2 separate regions of the Homo sapiens genome follow, and region 2 is linked to region 1. Evidence: chromatin contacts called from ENCODE Hi-C or POLR2A ChIA-PET data. All regions are on one chromosome and are shown on one strand. The core of a region is the stretch at or near the end of the contact, and the rest is flanking DNA. Distances in the headings are between cores, read along the strand shown.

The links. Hi-C counts contacts between places; a loop is a spot of excess contacts on that map. ChIA-PET counts read pairs that join two places held with the same protein, here RNA polymerase II (POLR2A). Pooled maps may share reads with other maps.
Region 2: a loop to region 1 is called in a pooled map, with 5 times the contacts of the local background. The contact joins two enhancer-like sites. A Hi-C loop is called at or near these places in 1 of 168 maps with a recorded cell type or tissue (B cell), 5 of 37 single-sample maps with no recorded cell type and 9 of 50 pooled maps. POLR2A ChIA-PET finds 5 or more read pairs at or near these places in 1 of 52 experiments (T-cell).

Annotation. Positions count from the first base shown.
Region 1 is chr21:41,920,156-41,926,039 of GRCh38, reverse strand. It overlaps C2CD2 (C2 calcium dependent domain containing 2), which reads left to right. Exons shown (of 14, transcript NM_015500.2): 3 at 3,955-4,068. Among named protein-coding and RNA genes, the nearest start is that of SNORA91, 25 kb to the left of the region's middle. Within about 2 kb of position 2,793, at least 6 of the 41 ENCODE cell types and tissues checked have a DNase peak (open chromatin) inside an H3K27ac peak, as active enhancers do; they include B cell, where a contact is called at or near this core.
Region 2 is chr21:42,523,486-42,529,369 of GRCh38, reverse strand. It overlaps SLC37A1 (solute carrier family 37 member 1), which reads right to left. Exons shown (of 20, transcript NM_001320537.2): 3 at 3,513-3,594. LOC107987299 (a long non-coding RNA gene) reads left to right here. Exons shown (of 2, transcript XR_007067878.1): 2 at 545-3,770. Among named protein-coding and RNA genes, the nearest start is that of SLC37A1, 13 kb to the right of the region's middle. RefSeq lists an enhancer at 4,085-4,174. Within about 2 kb of position 4,634, at least 28 of the 41 ENCODE cell types and tissues checked have a DNase peak (open chromatin) inside an H3K27ac peak, as active enhancers do; they include B cell, where a contact is called at or near this core.

The DNA.
Region 1 (5,884 bases), core at 1,544-4,043:
AAATCCTGTATTAATAGCAGACTGTTTCAGAGGGAAACACTCAGGGCCCAGTCTGTCAATTGAATAGAACTGGAATTCCCCGAAGAGCTCACTTGGAAAGCTAAGAAGAGGCTCTCATGACCATGGCTGATTGTGGGAGGGAGGATCTAGGGTCAAAATCAGGGTCTCTACCCACTCGTGGGTATTTAGGTAGATGTTAACCCTTGACATCTGGCCACTTAGGAAGGCTAACTAGAGAGGAGGAGCTGCTTACCTGTGTCAGGCGATCCTGACTTCTGCTGTGATGCGAGGAACCCCTTTCAGCCCGTGGGGGCCCTGCCACTGTTGGCATGGGTTGGGAGAATTTAATCCCCATTGTGGATAACACCTTAATACACTAAAAGAAGATTACTTGTTTTTAAAATCTCCTCTCCATTTTGTCCCCGTCCATTTGGCAAATGGGGCATTATTTGTTAGGGTGGCAGAGGCAGGGGCTGGCGCTGGAAGAGGACTTGGCCCTAATGTTTATCCCTCCAAGTGGAGCAGGAGCAGTATTTTGTTTGGCCATGTAAAAATTTGAGGCAGGTTCAGAATGTTTCTTTCTGCTGGAACGCAGTGGCACAATCACGGCTCACTGCAGCCTCAAACCCTTGGGCTCAAGTGATCCTCTCACTTTACCCTTCTGAGTAGCTGGGACTACAGGTGCACACCACCATGCTTGGCTAATTTTTTTTTTTTTAAGAGATGGAGTCTTGCTATGTTGCCCAGGCTAGTCTTGAACTCCTGGACTCAAGCAGTCCTCCTGCCTCAGCCTCCCAAAGCACTGGGATTACAGGCGTGAGCCACCACACTCGGCCTAAATTGTTTCTTTAATTAACTTTTCTAGCCAAATTCTGAGGGGAGGCTAAGAAAGGCTTGGTCTGCACTGTAGGTTTTATTTAGAGGGTAGCGAAGCCCTAGGGTTGGGGAAGACACGCCAGGGGGTTACTATGAAAAGACATCACACATTCTGTCCTAGAGTAGAATGTAGAGATTACATTACCTTAGTGATGGGGCTTCAGTGATTACTTATGAGCTTTGGAGTCCCGCATTCTAGAAGTTTTAAAGTCTTTTTATCTATTTACTTATTTATTTGCTTGCTTTTAATCAAGTGCTTGGTTCTCTGTGTATCAGGGAGTGCGTGGTGGGAAGCTTTCTGCAGAACTGGATACGAAAGAAAATGAAATTCTTTCTTGCTCGGGTTGAGGCTCTGAGTCTGTTTTCTTGGTACAATGCTGATTAGCTTAGTAGAGAAGGCTCCAGAGGAATTATGCAGTGCTCAGAGTCAGGGTTGGGTTTTTAAATTTATTTTTATTTTTTATTTTTTACTTTAAGCAGTAAAAGGAGTGGGCTGTTGAGACCAAGGACAGGGAATTTTCTCAGTGTCATGCCATTGGTGCGTGTAACTCATCTGGCCACAAAGCATGTTCCTCCGTAAAGGACTGTTTATAGATCATTTATTTTTAACATGAATAGACAACATTTCTTATACAAACATTTTTTTGTTCTGGCCCTTTGTGAACTCTGGAGATGATGGAAATATGTAATTAACTCATGTGTATCAGTCTTCTGAACGTGGCGTTATAAGAACCGGTAGAAAGAGTTGCACGACTTTCTGCCAATATTGAGAGAAGGCAGGATTTTCTTTTTCTAGCTCTGTGGCATTGAGGTATTTGGTTGTGGATATTGGATGTTGACCCCTGCCCGGGCCTTAGTGCCCAGGTTCCGTTTTTGTTCCAGAGTGGGATGGGCCACTGGTGGGAAGAGCTGGACCCAGGGCTTGGCTGCGGCCAGGAGCCAGCAGATGAGAAAGTACAGGGGAATGTCCTAGCCCTGAACTTGGGGGAATAGCAGGCCCTGACTGAGTAATTATTTTGATAATCTTTCCATTTGGTATTTTAGATTCTGATAAATCCACCAGAGAATTAAAGAATTTTCTCTTCCTGTCCTGTGACTCCCTGCAGTGGAGTCAGTGGTTCTTTTGGGAATGAGGAGGTCAGTCTGACTTACCCTCAGCTCCTGGTAGCTTTGCTTTTTGGCCAAACACTGGCCACCTACGGAACCCCCTTGTGCCTGCCCTGTGGTCCAGCCCACTGTGCCCCTGGCCTCCCCTCTCCTCCTCCTGGCCAGTACACACCTGGCACCTGGCCTGGTAATTATCCCACACGTGTCTGCTTGGCCCTCTGCCCCCGGGAGGGGAGCGGGGAGGGGTCTGACCTCTCATTCTACATCAGCTTCTGTAGAGGAATCTGTGGCAGAAACTAGATCTCTCTCTGTGCCATGGTAGCTGTGAAAAGCACCCCTCTTAATACTGTATGATTATGATTTATGTCAGGAAACCACAGTTTGGTTTATTCCTGAGGTTATTATCTTTCTCTGTCTGACAGTTTCTTCAACGAGCTCATTTTATAATTCTGGTTTTGGTACGGCTGCATAATTTTATAATTGTTTGATACTTTGTATGTTTTTCCAATTACTCCCACCTTTTTGAAAACCATGATCGCCTCGAAATTATTTAGGTGGAAGCAACCCATTGTGTTCTGGGTAATTTAAGAAAACTTTTTTTACTTCTAACATCTATAACTTACTTTCTCTTTAAGACTCATTTTTAGCAAAAGAACTTGGCTAATGGCTTTGACTGTGTATGAATGTGGAAACATTTGGGGAATTAAAAATCAGCTATTGTGGAGAAATAGAACAAGATGATATTTAAAGAAAAAGACTTTGTTGGCCGGGCACGGTGGCTCATGCCTGTAATCCTAGCACTTTGGAAGGCCGAGGTGGGCGGATCACGAGGTGAGGAGATCGAGACCCTCCTGGCTAATGGTGAAACCCCGTCTCTACTAAAAACACAAAAAATTAGCCGGGAGTAGTAGCACACGCCTGTAAACCCAGCCACTCGGGAGTTTGAGGCAGGAGAATCGTGTGAACCCGGGAGGCGGAGGTTGCAGTGAGCTAAGATTGTGCCACTGCACTCCAACCTGGGCGACAGAGTGAAACTCCATCTCCAAAAAAAAAAAAAGGAAAAAGACTGTATTACATGTGGAAAGCGCATGATAACTAGATTTGGTCAAGACTTTAGCTGCTAAGAAAGTCATCAGGAAGCAAAGATTTGAAACATTGTTTCTGGTTTTCAAACTATATTATAGAAAAGGTTTTAATCTGAATATTTATCCAACTTTGAAACTCTAAATTTGTATCCTTGCTAACATATAAAGTCCAGATTATTTTGATATAAAGATGCCTAGGCCAGGCGTGGTGGCTCACACCTGTAATCCCAGCACTTTGGGAGGCTGAGGTGGGTAGATCAGCTGAGGCCAGGAGTTCGAGACTGGCCTGGCCAACATGGTGAAACTTTGTCTCTACTAAAAATACAAAAATTTGCTGGCCATGGTGGCACACACCTGTAATCCCAGCTACTTGGGAGGCTGAGGTGGGAGAATCACTTGAACCAGGGAGGCGGAGGTTGCAGTGAGCCGAGATTGCTCCACTGCACTTCAGCCTGGGTGACAGAGTGAGACTCCGTCTCAAAAAAAAAAAAAAAAGATGCCTATGGCAGCTGAGCACAGTGGCTCATGCCTGCAATCCCAGCACTTTGGGAGGCCAAGGTGGGAAGATTGTTTGAGCTCAGGAGTTCAAAACCAGCCTCAGTAATACAGGTAGAGCCCATCTTTACAAAAAAGACAAAAACAAAAATTAGGTGGGTGTGGGGGCACACCCCTGTAGTTTCATGTACTCAGGAGGCTGAGGTGGGAAGATCGCCTGAGCTGGGGAGGTGGAGGTTGCAGTGAGCTGAGATCGCGCCACTGCACTCCAGCCTGGGCGACAGAGTGAGACCTTGTCTCAAAAAAAAAAAAAGAAGAAGAAGAAGATGCGTATGCACGCGCTGTCCTTTGTTTTGGATACAGTTTTCTCCCTTACCTGTGCCTCCTCCAGGTGGTGGTCTGTCACGTGGTGGGCCAGGCTATTCAGTTCTTGGTCAGCGAGACGCCTGCCTTGGGTGCTGGATGCCGGCTGTACGACATGCGGCTCTCCCCTTTCCATTTACAGGTAAAGATGTGTAGACTTTGCAAGTTATGAGACCCGTCACAGTTCTCAGAAATGTGAAGAGTGAGCATGGTGTGAGTCAGAGGGCTGTAACGTTCATGTTTTTATTAATTATCATTCATGTCATAATTTTCAAACTGTAACCTTTCATATAGGATTTTCTATGTAGGAAATGATCACACACACTACACATTACACACACACACTACACACACACACATACATTTATAATAAACTCAGGGGTTGCCTCTTTCGGGCATTTGAATGAGGCAGGGTGTTGTTGACGGATATGATAAGGCAGGTGGCATCTGAGAGGAGAAAAGTAGTTCTGGTTCCGAATCCAGCGCTGGTTGCAGCTTGGAAACACAGCTGAGTGGCTGCCGTGGGGCATTCCTCTTTTCAGTTTTTGACAAAGTTGATTTAAAAAGAACCCCCTTATTATTTTTATAAGTTAAAAAATTAGTATTACCATTATTCCATGTTTTCATAATAGACATAAGAATAAAGACATATATATAATTTTACACATCTCTATAATTTTATAGAGAGAGACTTACGGATCTCTAATAATTACAATAAGCCCAGTGAGACTTTGGTTGCCCAAATCATCAGAGAGCTGTGCGTCTCTCACATCCGGCCAGATATTCACTGGAGTTCCTCTTTAGCTGGTATTTAAAAATTGCAGATGTCTGGGCTTGTTTCGAGGGTCACTGCCAGTTCAATGCCCTGTTTCATCTCCCGTGTCCCGTGTCCTTGGACTTGACTCCTAATTTGGGGGATGAGCTCAAGTCATGCAGAATTCCCAATCACAAGGGAAGGTGACATCCTGTATGCTTTTCCTACAAAGGCATGGTTTTAAATAGCCAGCACTAACAAGATTTCCTGGCTACCTAAGTGGCTTTTTTCTGAAATCCACCCCGCTAGTTCCTCAGCCCCACTCCAGCAGCACCCCCTTTGAGGGAATTGAAGAGGTGAAGAGTTGGCATCGTGGATTTGTGAGGCGTTCATGCTCTCCTACATCCCCCAGATGTTTTGGACAATGTGATGAGAAAATAACCTGCAAAGTCTGGGTCATATTTACCCAACATTTGATGCATGTTTTGGAACTGAATGAGACCAGAGAGGATCACAAACACAAATGAAGAAATGTCATTTCTGACATTGTGTTTATTATATCAAAGCATTCATGCCATTTTAAGCAGCTCACACAGAAGGAACACAATTGTATCTTTGATCTGTTAACACAGTTAGGAACCAATATGTGGATTACCTCTCAGCGCAGAGGCAGCTGCTAGAGATGGGTAAATAATTGATGCTAGCGGCAGGAGGCGTTCCCGCTTCTCTGATGTTCCTCCAACCAGAGATGCAAGAGTGGTCTCCATCGACTGAGCTGTCTGTGTCAAAACAATTAAAGTGCACTTTTCCACTAGAATTACCTAATTTTTTTCCTAGAATTACCAGACAAGGAAGGCAGGTTGGAGACAGTTATGAAGTAGAAGTCATCGTTTTTCTCTTACCCTGCTTCTAGCATGAGGTGAGAGTCCACTTACTCAGATAGTCTGAAGTCGTTCTTCCCTTTTGTTTAGGAGTGGGGAAGGAATGGAGATCTGCAAAGTTAAGATTTTTGCTTTGGACGGAGCATCTAGCTGAAGAATAAAGGATGCAATATTAGCTTTCTATGGCTGTGGAAACAAATGACCCTGAACAGTTTAAAACAGCACAGATTGGTGATGCCATCGTGAAGGAGGCCAGGTGTCCGGCCAGGCCCAAATCCAGGAGCTGTCAGGGCTGCCTGCCTTAGCGGCAGTCACAGGGGAGT
Region 2 (5,884 bases), core at 3,385-5,884, 600 kb before region 1:
TCGAACTGCTGACCTCAGGTAATCCACCTGCCTCGGCCTCCCAAAGTGCTGGGATTACAGGTGTGAGCCACAGTGCCCGGGCCATTTGTTTTTATAAAATAGGGATTCAACATTTATTTCTTCCTGACGAATAACCAGTTGTGCCGACACCATTTATTAAATTTATTAAATAAGCTCTGTCAAATATTCCATATTTTCTAATCTATTCTACTGACTTTTTTGTCTATTCTCATGTAATATCATAATTTGATTATGGTATTAAAATATGTTAATCTTTTGCATATTTTCATATCATAAAATGTTATCTTTACACTTTTCTTGATAATTCCTGGACATTCTTTCATACAAACTTTAAGATTATTTTATTCAATTAAAAAAAACCCTGCTAAGATTTTCACTGGAGTTGCATTTTATTTAAATATTAACACTGGGAGAATTGGAACTTTCCAAATAACAAGTTTCCCACCCATAGTACATACTTCCAGCTTTTCAGACTTTGTTTTCTGTCTGCCACTGAGGATTATTTTATTTCATTTTTTTTTAGATGGAGTTTCACTTTGTCGCCCAGGCTGGAGGGCAATGGTGCGCTCTCGGCTCACTGCAAACTTCGCCTCCCGGATTCAAGCTATTCTCCTGCCTCAGCCTCCCCAGTAGCTGGGATTACAGGCGCCTGTCACCATGCCTGGTTAATTTTTTTTGTATTTTTAGTATAGATAGGGTTTCACTATGTTGGCCAGTTTGGTCTTGAACTCCTGACCTCAGGTGATCCGCCCACCTCGGCCTCCCAAAGTGCTGGGATTACAGGCGTGAGCCACTGCGCCTAGCCAGTTTTCTCCTTTTAAGTCCTGTGTGTCCAGAGAGGGGTGGGCACACTCACATTCAAATCAATGCTGCCATCCCCCTGGCTCCAGGGACCCCTGCAGTTTAAGCTTCTCCGGGAAGCCTCTGCTTTCAGGTTTCTTTTCTGGCCCAGTCCAGGTGAAAAGAGCTCGCACTAAGATCTCTGCTGGGAGTCAGACTCACCTGTCTACCAGCTTGGGCAGACGCTTGCCTTGAGTCCTGAGGCTAGGCCACAGCTGGAGCAGCAGATAGAAGGGACAGGGTTGCACTTATAACACCACTATCCTCCCAGCCCTGGTTTTATCATCATCATCGAGAAAAATACAATTAATCAGCAGTGATCAAAGGTAAGTCTAAACATTCCATTTAACTAACTTAAATGTGACCTGGTGTGCCGTGTCATTCTATAAATGACATAACAGAATAAGACTCACTTTCTAATTCACAGCCTCTGGTTCAATTTCAAGTAAGCAAATACATTTTGCTTTGGTTTTGCTTACAATATTCTGGGAAATGCAGGCTATAAATAATCACTCAACTGTTTTGTGGGTCAACAGAATCACTACTACTTTCAGTTTCGTTGATGCCATTTATATCATGAGCTCAAGCACACGGGCGCTTCAGAAGGCACTATAAAGTTTAGTTTTGATGTGGTGTGATGTTCTGATCTATCTTGAAAGGTAAAGAAACCCACAGGATTCAGCGTCAAGCCAATCCATGCCCAGGCACATCGCAGCTGCTAGGTCAGGAAATCTGTGCGTTTAGGAGGCTCTGAGGGTGATGCTGGGACTGTACTCAGGTAATTAAACCCGGACAAACCCTGAGGCACAGAGAGGATGAGTAGGGGCCCTGGAGGCAGCCTGACCCACAGGGAATTCTCGAGTGTGTGGCAGCCCTGCCTGGGGAACGAAGACCCGAGCCTCAATTTCCTCACAGGGGCACTCGCAGGGTTGCTGTGAGGATCACAGGGGTAATGTATGTGGCAGTTTGTCATACCCCAGGGCTCTGTAAGCGGCAGTTATTTATATTGTTACTTATGACACTGAACTAAGAGCTGACCCTGACGCCGCCTCCTCAGAAGCCCTAAGTCTTGAGTGGCCTGGACACCACTACACACGAGAGTCAGGGGCGGGGGCTTTGAGATGGACCACCAGGAAAGCCGGGAGAGGGACCGGGACAGGGCTCCCACTTGCTCCTGGCTCACAGGGGCCCTCATAGTCATCAGGTGGACCCCAACAGCTGTGGCCTGACAAAGATTCCCCCAAAGGCCAGCCCACCTTACACGCTACATCTGCCCCAACAGCCCCCCAGCCCAACAGGTGGTGCCTTCATGGAGATGCCCATCCCTGCACGTAGCACTCAAGGCAGTTCTCCCACCTGTAAAGCTGTTTTTCTTCCCCTACAATCCACACCCAACCTTTCTAGGTCAATCCTGAAACCCCACACAAGCTCCCCAACTACACCAGATCCTTCAACTCCAACACGCTCACCAAGTCTCTTCAATAGTCACTTCCATCTTTATAATTTACCATTTTCTTGAGCTGTTTGTATATTTCTCTAACCAGAAAGACAAGAAGTAGTAGTATTCAGATTTATAATGACTGGTTACTGGTACTGATTTGAGAGTTTCTTGTCAAGCGGATGAGTGTTTAAGGCCCACCACCTCTTTTCATATTCTTCTCTCTTAAAAACCACATTTTCAAAGGTCTGCAAACGTTTTCCACAGTCAACAACTTGAGAGGCATGGAAGTTTCTTGCTTATCAGGGGCCAAGGGGGAATTTTAGAATCTTTTGGGTAAATGAATGTTTAACATCCCCTGAAAGCTGCTGGAGAGTGGGGAACCTAGGACCGTCACAAAACAGCCAGCCTCTGCATTGCCTCTGCCGACCAGGGCTGCAGAGGGCAGCCACCCAGGGCTCAGCCACCGGCAGGAGTGGAGGAAGCACAGCTCCAAAGGTCACAGAATTGCAGTCCTGGAGCTGGGTCCCTGCCAACTCCCGGAGAGTGAGCGAGGGGCCACTGGGCTGTGAATGCACTGTCTCTGGCAGTGGATGATTTCCTCGTTCTTCTACGATAGAGACTCTAATGCCTCTCAGGCCCCTGATGGTCTACAGGCCGGGTGACGTAATCCCAATGAGGGTAAGAAAATTATTCCTGCTTTTCTCCAGGTTATAACTGGTGATTATGTAGGCTTGTCTGCTTTAATCTTCTTTTCTCAAAGTCTAGTAGAACACCTGCTTAACAACTTCCTGCCCACCCATCACTCAGACAAAAATGCAGCGTTCCAAGAACAATGGAGAGCCACCTCCGCAGCCAGACCTAGGGTTGGATCGCACGAAGAGCTGGAATTTGGGGAACCACTTAAGACTGGATACATTTGGAAGGAACAGTCACACAAGATAAAATAAATATTTAGCTAAGCTTTCAAATTCTGGAAATGTCAACTAATAAAACTAAAAGTCTACTACCTCTGAAAGTATAAATCCAAAAAACATTTAAAAGACTTTAATTTTAGCAAAGGGAAACCGAAAAGCCAAAGCAGCAGAATAACTTGTTTCTACATAATCTGTTTCCCCATGTACCTGCTACCATCCCCATCCTCTGCCCCACAAGCTTTTCAAGTGACGAACTCCTCACAGAGACGACAGGCAGTGCTTTCCATGATTCTTACCTTAACTATGCTGATAGGCTTTCGAGATAAGTGAAAACTTGCATACAGCAGAAATGTCAAAATAAAAATGAAGGCTCTGTACCTGAAACACAAAACAGTGGGAGAGGATGATATGAAATAACAGAAGTTATGTTAGGAATACATATCACTGTGTTCTGAAACGTTCTTATGCTGTGTATTATTCATTCAGTTCTACAGCCATTATCAATATTACTTATGTCACTATAATATTGGAACATTAAAAAATATTGCCACGTTTGCTTTGTCCAAATGGAAACTGAACACTGTAAGAGACAGGAAAAACCAGACTGCTTTTCCTACCCTCATGCACAACACACAACATACCATACTTCTAACACTACGTGTGTAGGGGTTTTCCCCATATACCAAGCAATTCTCCAGCTGACACTGGATGTCCTCTAAGTGAATTCAATTCTCACACTGTCTTCCAGGAGTCAGCATCAGCCCCCACAGGGCGGGGCTCCGGCCGAGGCTGCCCCGCTTCACATGCCAATGGCAACAAGCCCCAGGTTGTGACCTGCTCCTCTGACCAACTGGCTCTCAGGGTGGTTCCCAAGAACCCCTTCTCAGGTTCGATTAATTTGCCAGAGCAGCTCGTAGAACTCAGGGAAACACATTTACTGCTTTATTATAAACGATGTTACAAAGAATACATACAGATGAAGAGATGCACAGGGCGAGGTATGGGGCAGGGAGCTCGGAGCTGCTGTGCCCTCGCCAGGGCTCCACCCTCCGGGAACCTCCCCGTGCTCAGCAGCCTGCAAGCCCCCAAACGCTGTCGTTGAGGGAGTCTGTGGAGGCCTCATTACACAGGCACGATCGAGCAGAACACCGGCCACTGGTGATCCACTCCACCTCTGCGGGCTCCCTCCCCTCCCCAGAGGTCCACGGGTGGAGTCCCAACCTCTAATCACGTGGTCGGTTGCCCTGGCAACCAGTCCCCCAGGAGGTTGTCCTGGGGCCCGCCACAGTCACCTCATTAGCAAACAAAAAGACACTCAGCACTAAAGGTTGTAGGAGCTGTGTGCCCAGAACCAGGGCCAGAGACCAAAAGCATGTTTCTTATTATTACGTCACAATATCAAAAGCATTCATCTATTTAAAGAAACCGTAACCAAAGGGAAACCTGGGACTCGAGATGCACACTTGAGTTTACAAAGCAGAACAAGCACGATGAAATGTTTAGTTTACAACAAAACTAACCACAAGTTTCTGGCGTAGCCTGCTATCCTGGGCAATTAAGATCATATTTATTTTTGGCTCTTTGGTTTCTATGCAACTTTTCAGAAGCACACAAGCAAGGCAGACATATAAATATTTCACGGCCCTCAAAGAGAAAAAGGCAGTGACGCTGGCAGGCTCTCAATAGGCCAGTGACAGAAACACTGGTACAAAGCCCCTCGCTCAGTTTGGCTGGGAGAAAAGCAGCCGAAAGAGTCAGCATGAGTGTGAGGAAGAAAGAAGAAAAGAAGGTGCCTTAGAAAGAAGACAAAGGGCAACTCCAGTCTAAGAGTCTCAACCACCGCATAGAAAAATACTTTTTGGGGCAACAAAATGGGTTGGGAGAAAGAAGTATTTGACAGGAGTGGAAGGCGAGGGGCAGCTCTTCTGTGTCCTAGGCACATCTCCCTACCCTGGAGAACCTGTCCTGCTTGTGGCCTGGGAAGAGACTTCAAATGGCGCCACCAACAACCTGAATCAATAATTACCTAAGGCGGCGTCCTACACAGGACAAAGAAAGGCAGCGTTTCCGAGAGTCCCTGGGATAAGGGGTTGCTTCTCCCAGCTGCGCATCTACATTTTTAATGTTGTGATTTACTCCGAGGGAAGCTTTCCACAAGTAACTAAAATCCTAGGATCCCAGAGCTGCCTTCTTCTCTGGTCACCAGCTAAAGTAGGGGTCAAATAAATATTTCCAGATTTTTCTTAAAAAAAAAAAGGCCATATTTCAGGTGGGAAAGAAAGGTTGGTGGCTCCGTGTGACACAAAACTACAACCTTTGGAATGCCTGTGCCTTTGGGGAAGGAACCAAACCAAACCAACTCGCAGAATACCTGCTGACTGAAGACAGAAATTCCCCAGTGCTCTCTTCTTCATCAGGGAACTATCTTCCAATGGCCTTTCTCCAATTCTTCCTCTCCAAGCCCATGGCAAGGGCCAAATGGGAAAAAAGCGAAACCCTAAAAGGCGAGCCTATCATTTATCCCAAAGCCCAAAGAACAAAGGCTATGTGGGTACAGTGGATTTGCTCCAGAAGCCCCGGCCTCTGTCCTCGTGTTTCTGAAAACCATCCTTTCTGGCAAGGAAAGAAAGTCTCAGCGCTTTGGATGAAGCTCTCTGTTAGGCCACCA